Linked DNA regions of Homo sapiens: regions 1, 2 and 4 are each linked to region 3. A link is a contact called in ENCODE Hi-C or POLR2A ChIA-PET data. All regions are on one chromosome and are shown on one strand. Each heading gives the region's core, a stretch centred on a gene start or an enhancer-like site at or near the end of the contact. The rest is flanking DNA. Distances are from core to core; before and after follow the strand shown. Region 1 holds the start of TBRG4 (transforming growth factor beta regulator 4). Region 2 holds the start of FIGNL1 (fidgetin like 1). Region 3 has its middle 14 kb from the start of LINC02902. Region 4 holds the start of VWC2 (von Willebrand factor C domain containing 2).

What was found. A loop is a pair of places that touch in the nucleus more often than their neighbours do. ChIA-PET counts read pairs that join two places held with the same protein, here RNA polymerase II (POLR2A). Pooled maps may share reads with other maps.
Region 1: a loop to region 3 is called in a pooled map, with 8 times the contacts of the local background. The contact joins the promoter of TBRG4 here to the enhancer-like site in region 3. A Hi-C loop is called at or near these places in 2 of 50 pooled maps.
Region 2: a loop to region 3 is called in a map with no recorded cell type, with 9 times the contacts of the local background. The contact joins the promoter of FIGNL1 here to the enhancer-like site in region 3. A Hi-C loop is called at or near these places in 1 of 37 single-sample maps with no recorded cell type and 2 of 50 pooled maps. POLR2A ChIA-PET finds 5 or more read pairs at or near these places in 1 of 52 experiments (HEK293T).
Region 4: a loop to region 3 is called in a pooled map, with 5 times the contacts of the local background. The contact joins the promoter of VWC2 here to the enhancer-like site in region 3. A Hi-C loop is called at or near these places in 2 of 37 single-sample maps with no recorded cell type and 2 of 50 pooled maps.

What each region holds. Positions count from the first base shown.
Region 1 is chr7:45,110,334-45,113,033 of GRCh38, reverse strand. TBRG4 (transforming growth factor beta regulator 4) reads left to right here and starts at 1,337. Exons shown (of 11, transcript NM_004749.4): 1 at 1,337-1,391. RefSeq lists enhancers at 810-1,565, 929-1,638.
Region 2 is chr7:50,449,021-50,451,720 of GRCh38, reverse strand. FIGNL1 (fidgetin like 1) reads left to right here and starts at 1,371. Exons shown (of 4, transcript NM_001287492.4): 1 at 1,371-1,420; 2 at 1,998-2,603. RefSeq lists silencers at 1,225-1,414, 1,556-1,850.
Region 3 is chr7:47,668,290-47,670,989 of GRCh38, reverse strand. No RefSeq gene overlaps it. Among named protein-coding and RNA genes, the nearest start is that of LINC02902, 14 kb to the right of the region's middle. Within about 2 kb of position 1,354, at least 19 of the 41 ENCODE cell types and tissues checked have a DNase peak (open chromatin) inside an H3K27ac peak, as active enhancers do.
Region 4 is chr7:49,772,247-49,774,975 of GRCh38, reverse strand. It overlaps VWC2 (von Willebrand factor C domain containing 2), which reads right to left and starts at 1,338. Exons shown (of 4, transcript NM_198570.5): 1 at 863-1,338.

The DNA of each region.
Region 1 (2,700 bases), core at 88-2,587, 2.6 Mb after region 3:
AGGCTAGTCTTGAACTCTTGGCCTCAAGTGATCCTCCCACCTCAGCCAGCTTGACCAAGAGATTTTTTAATTTGCAACTGGTTAAAAGAGTGAGGCTCTGTGTAAAATTTGGAGTCAGCAGAAAAGAATGTTTAAGATAGTATGCCAGAATCAGCCACAATACACTGGGTCAAAAAAGACCTCTTCAGCAAGATTGATGGTCTGCAAGCTTGACTTAACCCTTGCCTTGCACGGCCTTAGGTCTTGTTTATAATTTGGTATCTTACTACCACAAAGTCTGTTAGTCTTATGATCTCTACTTTAACAAGGGGTGTTCAACCTCCCTTTCCAGAATGGCTGGGAACTCAGTTTTTAAGGTTTCTCTGGGGTCTCCTTGGCTAAGAGGAGGTCCGTTCAGTGCTTGGGGGGCTTACAATTTTATTTTTAGTTTACAAACACAAACAAACGTAATTATTTATTTTTATGTTTTTTGTTTTGTTTTTTGCGACAGAGTCTTGCTCTGTCAACCAGGCTGAGTGCAGTGGCAAGATCGCTGCTCACTGCAACCTCCACCTCCCGGATTCAAGCGATTCTCATGCCTCAGCCTCCCTAGTAGCTGGGACTACAGGTGCGCCCTACCACGCCCGGCTAATTTTTTTGTATTTTTAGTAGAGACGGGGTTTCGCCATGTTGGCCAAGCTGGTCTCGAACTCCTGAACTCAAGTGATCCGCCCACCGAGGCCTGGGATTACAGGCGTGAGCCACCGTGCGTAGCCAAGTAATTATTAACTCCACAGAAAATAAAAGGCTGTGCAGGAAGTAAAAATTAATCAAGTCCATATATAGACCTCAGATACATTTCGTTTGGGCTATCCTGCACTTTACTTTGTAATTAAACACCACTATTTAAAAATCAGGAAAATTGCACATAAAAATCCAGCTGCAAGTGGGCGCTCTGGAGTTCCCCAGTCTCCACTCACTCGTCCTCCCAGCCCCCACAGGCCTCAACGTCGCCTATCCCACTCCACCAGCCCAGTCTTCCACCGCCCTAGGAACTCTCCTACGCCTACGCAAGCAGGGAGGGATAGGGTGACAGCACCGACAACAAAGGGTCGTCTCCCGCACTCCGTATGAGGATGGCGTACTGGTCGGGGGGCAACCGAAGCCTTTCTTCCTAGGTTCTTTATCTTTTCTAAGTTTCCCATGACCTATCGCTCCGCTTGAGCCCTCAGCAAAGATGTCACCCGCCGAAAGGTGTGGCCGGAAGCTGGAGGCGTGGCTTCCGGACGTGCGGGGCGAGGCTCGTCTCGTTTCCGCCGGCGCTCCGAGTGACGTAGGGAAGCGCGCCGCGCACCTCATGGTTCCGGGGACAGTTAGGGCGGCGGATGGAGGTCAGCGGTGGTGCTCGCTGCGTAGGTCTTGTGGCACGGGGAGAAGGGGCGGCTGATCGTGGGTTTCGAGTGCACAACACAGGCGTGGCTGGGAAGGTCCTGGGATGCGGTGGAACTGGGGAGCAGGCTGGGACGCGGTGGGATGCCGTGGGCCTGGCCGTCTGCTCGTTCCGTGCTGGCTTGCCAGTGCGCACGCTTCCTCTCTAGCCCGCGCGGCCAGGCCTGGAAGACGCCGCCCCTGTTGACCGTCCATGACCCCAGCGAGCCAGTTTTCGTGACTTAGTGCAAGTTGTTTTCTCTCTGCATTTTAGAACTAAAGTTTTGGATTGCTGTTTGCCTAAACTCAAGTCTGGCTCCTGGGCTTCCGTTTACTCGGCTAAACTGCTCTTAGGGCTCTTAAAAAATTGGAAAGGCGGCCGGGCGCGGTGGCTCACTCCGGTAATCCCAGCACTTTGGGAGGCCGAGACGGGTGGATCACTTGAGGTCATGGTGAAACCCTGTCTCTACTAAAAATACAAAAATTAGCCAGGTGTGGTGGCGCGGGCCTGTAGTCCCAGCTATTTGGGAGGCTGAGGCAGGAGAATCGCTTGAATCCGGGAGGCTGAGGTTGCAGTGACTCGAGATCGCAGCATTGCACTCCAGTCTGGGCGACAGAGCGAGACTCCGTCTCAAAAAAATAAGTCGGAAAGATTTCTACACTGTGCTTAGGCTCAGGAAGTGGTAGATGTTGCGTTTGGGCAAATACTCCGACTCTCTGATCTCTCTCTCTTTTTTTTTTTCTTTAAGTGGAGTTAGACTAAGCTTTTTACAGCTGCTTTAATCCCCTCATATAAAAAGAAAATGTGCTGGCCATATACCAAGTTCCAGGAAGTGGAGAAAGATCAAACGTACATTCTGCTTTGGCAGAAATGAGGCCTAGGTGAACGTTTTATCTTGCCCTTGTCGCATGTCTTCCCTGGATCATGTAATCACCGTAGGGAGCTAGACTAGCTGATAGAATTTTTTTTCTTTTTTTTTTTTTTTGTGACAGAGTCTCGCTCTGCCACCCAGGCTGGAGTGCAGTGGCGCGATCTCGGCTCACTTCAAGCTCTGCCTCACCCTCCCTAGTAGCTGGGACTACAGGTGCCCGCCACCACGCCCGGCTAATTTTTTTGTATTTTTAGTAGAGACGGTGTTTCACCGTGTTAGCCAGGATGGTCTCGATCTCCTGACCTCGTGATCTGCCCGCCTCAGCCTCCCAAAGTACTGGGATTACAGGCGTGAGCCACTGCGCCTGGCCGATAGAATTGTTAAAAGCAACATCAAGGCTATATGTAACACATTGCTGGAG
Region 2 (2,700 bases), core at 122-2,621, 2.8 Mb before region 3:
ATCTTATGTTTAAACATCATGTGCTGCTAGTTGCTAGTCATTTTCTCTATCCCCTGCCCCAGACCCTCTCTTTCTCAGGAAAGGATATCCAGGGATCCGGGTCCCAGTTAGTCAAGGAGATATAAGAGGAAGGCTATGAGGCTTTCTGGGAAACATTTTCTTTTTCCAAGAGAGAAGTGTTCAGAGGGAAAAGGTCCTTTCTCAGTTTGGCTCCCTCTTTGTGTTTTAGATCTGGTCATGTGAGGCTGCCTGGCTTGGATTGTGAGGGCATCTCTCGACAATGAAGTGACAAGCCTGGGGAGGAAAATCCACAGGCGAGAAGGTGGCAGAATGGAGAGATGGTCCTTCATGACTTCTTTGAGTCACCAGGTCCAGATTTCCCGCCAACCTCCAGTCTTCTTGTTATGTGATCTGATATCATTATTTACTGCAGAGGCCACTGAGTGGATGCTCTTACTTGTGTCTGAAAATCCAATTCACTAAATTAATCAAAATACGGCACTCTTCTTTTGAAACCTTGCTCCAGAACAAAGTGGAAGGTAATGATGGGGTGCTTTTCAAAGTTCCAGGGAGGTGTCCCTACACAGCAGACAGCTGTCCAAAGGAATGTAGATGTTGGCTGCGGGGAGATCTGAGTTGCCAGACTCAGTCAGAACAGGTGTCCTCTCCCTTATTTTATCTTAAACATGCATGTCATTTTTGCATGCTACTCTATGCGGTTCTTTCAGCCAGGGAACATTGCTGAGCACCCGCTCACGTGCTGTATGGAGCGCAGACTGCAGGGTGCGAGGGGCGGAGGTGATGTGCTAGGCCTGAATTCAAGAGGGGGCGCAGCCACAGGCCCCGCGATGCCGGGGTGGCCTCTTGTAACGACGTTTTAACCGCTGACCTAAGTGGATCCGCTCCTCTCCCGCCGCCCGCTCCCTGCCTGCAGCACAGGATGGCGGCTGGCTTTCCCGAGTGGGCGCAGGTGAGCCACGCTTGCTCTCCCGGGTGGGCGCAGGTGAGCCATTGTTTGCTCTCCCGGGTGGGCGCAGGAGAGCCACGCTTTGCTCTCCCAGGTGAGCCGCCGCTCGCTGTCCCGGTGAGGGGAAGTGAGCCACGCTCTATGGGAATCCTTCGAATCTTCATTCAATTTCCATCGCCTCCTTGTATTTATTTGGGAGTACTTTTAAAAATGAAGCCTATGCACAATGATGTAATAAGCGTTTATAGAACACCACTGGTCGGAGCTAGGGCCTAGGTGGCGGTGCCCGGGCCCAGGTGCCGCGCCCACGCCCCGCGCGCCGAACGCACGCACGCACGCACTCACGCACTCACGCACGCACGTACGGCGCGAGTCCGAGGGCGACAGCAGCGCGCAGGCGCACGTCAGTCCCCGCGCTTTTCGGAGGCTGCCAGCGTCCCACACCAGCCGCAGGTAGGATGCGGTGACGGGAGGCGGGGCAGGGGCGCTGCTGACCCCTGTGGAGCATCAGGGTTGGGGCGTAGGGGAGAGGCGGGCGTGTGCCTCTGGAATGCTGGGGGTCGCGGGGCGGTGACTTCGCGGGAGGCCGTGGGAGGCGGGAGCCAGGCAGTGGCTGTGCCCTTTTGCTTCTGTCTTAGCGGGAGGGTGGCTGACCCGCTAGCCCAGAACCAGACTCATCCAGGATTAGGAAGCTGGGGCCCGGCGTGGACGGCAGGCTCGGGGCCAGGTCTGCGGGCGGCTTCCTTTGGCAGAGCCTGTCCGGGGGCGGGGCCGCTTACCGCAGGCATTTACTGGGCCCAGCGGGGCTCTGGGCGCCCACAGCGGGGGTCAGTCAGTTCCCCTGTGACCCAGGCAAGCTCTTAATCTCTGTGATGAGAAAGAAGGGCTCATACCTTTCAGGGGTCATCGTGAGGAATCAGAAGAAGCAGTATTTTATAGAGTATTTTCTAAGTGCTGAGTCCTCTGTCTAGTGCTTTGCAGAATTAAAATACCTTGTCAGCTCAGTGATGTTGCTGCGCTTCTTTTATAGGTGAAAACCGGCAGAAAGACATTAAGAGATTTTCCTGCAGTCACTGCTGGCAGATGATAGAGCCAGGATTTGAAAGCAGGCAGCCTGGCTCCAGACCCTGTGCTCTTAACTCCCGTTTTGCATCAAGAACAGAATCCTATGAAAGGCTTGCACAGTGCTTGGTACTGAGTAGGCACTCCGTCAGTATTTTAGTAGCTATTATTCCAAAGGACACTGTATTCTAGGTACTAAGACAATGTGAATGGAATGGAAAACAATTCCTCCCTGCAGAAGCCAACTGTCTAGGAAGACAGATAATGACATTATTAAAATAATCAGAACATTGGCAAAATAAAGAAGATTGAAATGCAGTTCATATGACAGTGCTAATTAATCATACTTTTTAGATCTAGGAAAGGCCATAAAGGTTAAATTGACTTGGAAATGGTAAACAAGACAATGGTTGTGTCACTGATCGGTGATGGCCAGTTTTTGGTTATCCTTATTTGCCATTTAAATGATTGAATTGAAAGGAAGAAGTAAGACTTGGAAGATGAATATTGAAGGAAAGGTGAAGATGGAAAAGAGAAGGGGGTTTATTCTGAGAACAGTGACTAGAACTCTGAGGTATGGTAGAAATTTCAGGATAACAGATGATAAAGGGGAATGAAGCCATGGAGAGGAAGAGAATGATAATATTAATTGTGAAAGTTTGTGTCAAGTG
Region 3 (2,700 bases), core at 105-2,604:
AAAAGGAAGTGTCAAGTTTAGGCTAAGAAACAAATGAATGTCAAAAGTGGAAGCACAGAGCTTGAAGTTCAAGGTCAGCAGAGTCTCGCTGCAGGTGTCATCTGTGGGGAGCGAAGGCGTCTGGACCCAGCTGTGAATCCTGCTCAGTGCCCGCCTGGGCTGTACCTGCTTTGCAAACTGGCGCTCTCATATGCATGTTAACAAGCACACTGGGGCCCTCCCTGTTTTTACATATTTGTTTTTTTGTTTGTTTTGTTTTTTGGTTTTTTTTTTTTTTTTTTTTGAGGTAGAGTCTCACTCTGTCACCCAAGGTGGAGTGCAGTAGCGCGATCTCAGCTCACTGCAACCTCCACCTCCTGGGTTTAAGCATTTTCCCCTGCCTTGTGCCTCCCGAGTAGCTGGGATTACAGGCATGAACCACCACACCTGGCTAATTTTTTTGTATTTTTAGTAGGGACGGGGTTTCACCATGTTGGCCAGGCTGGTCTCAAACTCCTGACCTCAGGCAATCCACCTGCCTCGGCCTCCCAAAGTGCTGGGATTACAGGTGTGAGCCACCACACCCAGTCTTGTTTTTACATATTAAAAATACCCAATCTGGGCCTGGCCTGGTGTAAAAAAAAAAAAAAAAAAAAAAAAAGGATCTTTCCTGAGAACTTGTATTACTTCAGTATCACCCAGTCTCTGCCCACAGCCTCAGGGGAGAAGCTTTGAGCACAGGTTTTACAGAGCGTGAGAGACCCTTGGGCCTGGGAGAGCCTTGGGAAAGGAACATAAACTTGAAGGGAAAAAAGCAAGGCTCAGAAGTCAACACAAAGTGTGATAGCATTTCTAGAAAGTCCCACATAAGCCTGACTAAGCAATTTATTGTTTGGGGATACACGCATGTTACAACTTTTTTTTTTTTTTGAGAAAAGATCTCACTTTGTTGCCCAGGCTGGAGTACAGTGGCGAGATCATGGCTCACTGTAATCGCAACCTCCCGGACTTGAGCCGTCCTCCCACCTCAGCTTCCCCAGTAGCTGAGACCACAGGCATGCACCACCGTGGCCGGCTAATTGTTTTATTTTTATCTTTTAGTAGAGACAGGGTCTCTCTATGTTGCCCAGGCTGGTCTCAAACTCCTGGGCTCAAGCAGTCCTCCCTCGTTGGCCTTTCAAAGTGCTGAGATGACAGGTGTGAGCCACCGAGCCCGGCCAACAAGTTTTTTTAAGTGAAGGAAAACGAAAAACAAATTTCAGATTGGGGAACAGCTAGAGGCAGCCACAGGAACAACTTGCAGTGGGTGTTGGGCAGCAGGCTGAGTCACTCCCTGGCTCCACTGGGCTGTGTCATGTGCACACGCTTCATGTATGCCTTAAGTGACGTTCAAAAGAACACAATGCCACATGAAGCCTAACTCAGCAAGCCCTTTCTGTAAGAGGAGAAATAACTACCCCTGCTCTTGCCCACTTTCTTTCAACAGGGGCCAGCATCACCTGCTCCCCTCCCCCATCTCTATGTTCCATCTCTGGCAGCCTCTGCACAAAGGTGTCCTCCAGGAGGCCAGGTGGGCACCAAGGTTCTTGAAAAGAAAGGAAAGGGAAGCGCAGTGTTCCACAGCTGGTTCCCAAGAAAACAGCAAAACAACTGCGCACTCATTCTGAAGGACGGCAGACAAGACGGTTCCTCAACACATGAACTGGTTTTTCTTGATGAGTGATGGGTTTTTGACCCATTCCTGCTGCCCCTTCTGGGAAAACTGGGCAGCCCCAGGCTGTGTCAATGTCACCAGCTGAATTGTGTTACCCAAAATTCCAAGACTGAAGTCCTAACCAGAATCTCAGGATGTGACCTTCTTTGGAGATAGGGCCTTTACCAGGAAATTAAGGTAAAATGAGGCATTACGGTGGGCCTTAATCCAATGACTGGTGTCCTTATAACAAGAGGAGATTGGGACACAGGCTTACACACACATCCTTAGGGAAGAGGGAGGAGACAGCTATCTACCATCCGAGGAGAGATGCCTCAGGAGAAACCAAACCTGCCAACACCTTAGTCTCTGCCTTGCTGCCTCCAGGACTGCGAGGAAATTCATTTCTGAGGGTTCAGCCACCCAGCCTGCAGCACCTGCTATGACATCCTCGGAAAATGAAGACTGTGTGCCCTTTTTTCTACCTCCTGTGGTTCGAGGGCAGACCCAAGCCCGGGATAAAGCACGCTAGGTTTGGAATTCACTCCCACACTCCTTAAGATAGTTCCTACATAACCTTTGCTGAATTCCTCTAGCTTTCCATGCCTCTGTTTTCTCACTGGTAAAGTTGGGATCCTACGGCCTTCATCATGAAAGCTGTTAAGAAGATTGAGTTCATGTGAAGTTTAGAACAATGCCTGATACAGAGAAGCACTCAATAATGATGTTGGCTCCTACTACTATTTTTATTAGGAGACTTTTATTCATTAAGCAAGTATTTATTGAGCATCTGCTATGCCCTAGGGACAAACAGACCTAGATGACACTCATCTGGTTTAGTTGAATGGACCTAGCTGCAGGTACTACTTGGCCTGGAGGGGATCCGTCGGTATCCTCTTGGCTCCAGGAGCATCTCCTATTGCTGCACCCCAAGGGCCTGAATTGTTGCTGGTGTACATTAGGCACTCAACAACTGCACAGTGAAACAAAGCCAGAAGGCTGACCCCCATTGGCTCAGTCCAGCCCTT
Region 4 (2,729 bases), core at 89-2,588, 2.1 Mb before region 3:
CCCTAGGTCCTGGCCACATTTCCCGAAGGTTATTAAATGGAGAATTCAGCAGTGGAGTTAGAGACGGACGAATGTACAGGAAGATAAGAGGGAAACTCTTCCTCATTTGCTTTAGGGGGTTGTGCTGGGAAAATGCGGGGAGGTTAAACAAAGCTTCTCCTAGGACTCCACGATTCATTTCTAACAACTTCTTAAAAGACTCCCGTCTCGGGAGCAGACGCCCCCTCCCCGCTCTCTAAGCCCCGCTGCATGAAAGGATGCCCTCGGCCCCTTGCCAGAGGGCCGGGTCGGGGATTCCCGGGGCTTCAGCTCCTCTGCCGGCCCGCCCCTCCGAGCCTTGGGAGCCAGGTCGCCGGCCGCAGCGCTCAGTCTTGTAGTGTCCTGGCTGCGGAGCAGAAGCGCCCGGGCAGCACCAAGGTGTGCAGTGCGGGAGGCTGGGGCCCCAGGGCGCAGAGTGGGCGCGAGACCCTCCTACTCGCTGGATCCCGGCCAGCCTTTCTGGATTCCAAAGTTTCTGCCGCCCAAAGGGGCTGGGAGAGCCCGAGACGCCGCAGGACACCGGCAATCCAGCCTCTCTCCGCCTCACTCCCCGAACGCCCCCACTCTGCGCACTCCGGTGCGTCTGTCCCCTCCCCCTCAGCCCTCCTCCCTGAGGGCTCCGGACGTGCCCGGCCCTGCTGACCCCCTGCCCGGTCCCTGCCGACCTCAACACTGGGCGAAGCGCCCATATTCACAAACTTGGGCGGGGGAGGGGGTTCCTCCGGAGCAGCTGAGCGGCTGAACCCAGCTGGAGCGCGTCCGGCCGCGCGGGGACACCCAGCATGCACCCTCAGCCCTGAAGACCGGCGCCAAACCTACATACATGAGCGCAGGGCGCGGGCCGGACGCCGGGCTCGCAGCGGGCGCAGGGGTAGCAGCGGCGGGCGCGGGCCCGGGTTGCCAGCGCCCATCCTGGGCCGGCCGGCGACCCGCGTGGGGCGGACCACTAACAGCCCAGCCCCACCTGCGCGCTCCGCCTGGCGCGCACACCGGGCTAGGGCGTCTCTGGGGAGTCGCTCATCGCGCTGTCAGCTGCCGGTAGTCGCGGCCCCAACTCGCGTCAGTGCCCGCGTCGCCCTCAGTCGCTCATCCTCCGGCCTCGTCCCCGCTTCTCCGAGACCAAGCGCGCCCCGGGGGCCACCCTGGCGCCGCCTCGCTCCTCTCCGCGGAGGGGTTCGGGGAGCTCTCCAGACCCGGCAGCCGGAATGTCTGGGCAGCCGTGGCGCGTCGGAGGGAAAAGAGAAGCCCGGAGCGCGGCCGGCGCGCGAGTGGCACCGAGGCCAGCATGGGAGCTAGCGCGCCCGCCTCCCGCCTCCCCCTGCCGCAGCCGCCTCCGCCCGGCTCCCGTTCCGCTCCCTCCTCTGCTGCCCCCGCTCTGGAGGCCCCGCCTTGGCCCGCGCTGCCCCGGGGGAGGCCCTCGCGCTGCCCCCGGAGAGGCCCTACCGCCGCACCCGCTCCCTTTGCTGCGCCGGACCAACCTGTCACTCGTCCGCGCGGCCGCGTCCCCACCTCCGCAGCCGGCCGCAGACCCTGCCAGGGCTGCCATTCTCCAGTCGAGTCATTCACTTTGCGCTGGACCTTTCATCTTGGCTTTTCTCTTTTCTTTAATTTCTTCCTTCCTAATTGGCCCCCTCTGGCTTTCCTCTTTGTGGACAGCTTGTTTCAGCTACTGTGTTCAGATTGGGATTCGAAGGCCGTGTTAGTTTAGCAGACTGTTGAGACTTTCTCGTCTTTGCATTCAGAAACCCAGAGAAATAGACGTTTACGAGTAAGAAACGTAAAAATCTCAAGCGCGAACTTTCTGAATCTCTGCCAATCTCTCCCCGCTCCCATCTTCCTCTTTCTGCCTGCTCTCTCTTCTACTACAAATAGAAACCTGTTTCCTAACTTTGCTAGAATCCTCAACTGTTAAGCAGAGGCCCGGTTGTTTTTACTCTTTGATCTTGTGTAAACGAGAAAACGTCAATAGTACCTGTTCAAATTAATCCCCGAAATTGAATTTTCATGGAAATGGCCCATGGCAGTGGTTCCCACTCACGGCATTTTAGAATCCCTGAAAGTGCTCGGACGGTAAACAGATAAGCTTCCCTGCAAGGTCAGGCGCTCTGGCTGGTGGGAACTGGGGAGGCTGGTTTGGGACACAGTTATGTCTATCTTTTAATAGTATAGACAAACAAATCTTAGCTGAGGTGCTAGGGAGCCCTCCTTGAAAGCCTGAGAAGGCTGCCCCTCCACCCCCTCCAACACATACACAACCAACAGGGCTGGATGGAGGATTTCTTTCTCTCTCTCTCTCTCTTTTTTTTTTTTTTCAGACGGAGTCTCGCTCTGTGGCCTAGCCTGGAGCGCAGTGGCGCGATCTCCACTTACTGCAAGCTCGATTCCCGGGTTCATGCCTTTCTGCCGCCTCAGCCTCCTGAGTAGCTGGGACTACAGTCGTCCGCCATCACCCCCAGCTAATTTTGTTTTTGTATTTTTAGTGAGACGGGGTTTCACCATGTTGGACATGATGGTCTCGATCTCCGGACCTCGTGATCCTCCTGCCTCGGTCTCCCAAAATGCTGGTGAGCCACCGCGCCTGGCCTGGATGGAGGATTTCTATGTACAGGATGATTTGAGCCCTTCTGCTGTTTCAGTTCTCACTCTCATTTTTCCTTTTTTTTTTTTTTTTAATGTTTTAGAGACACGAT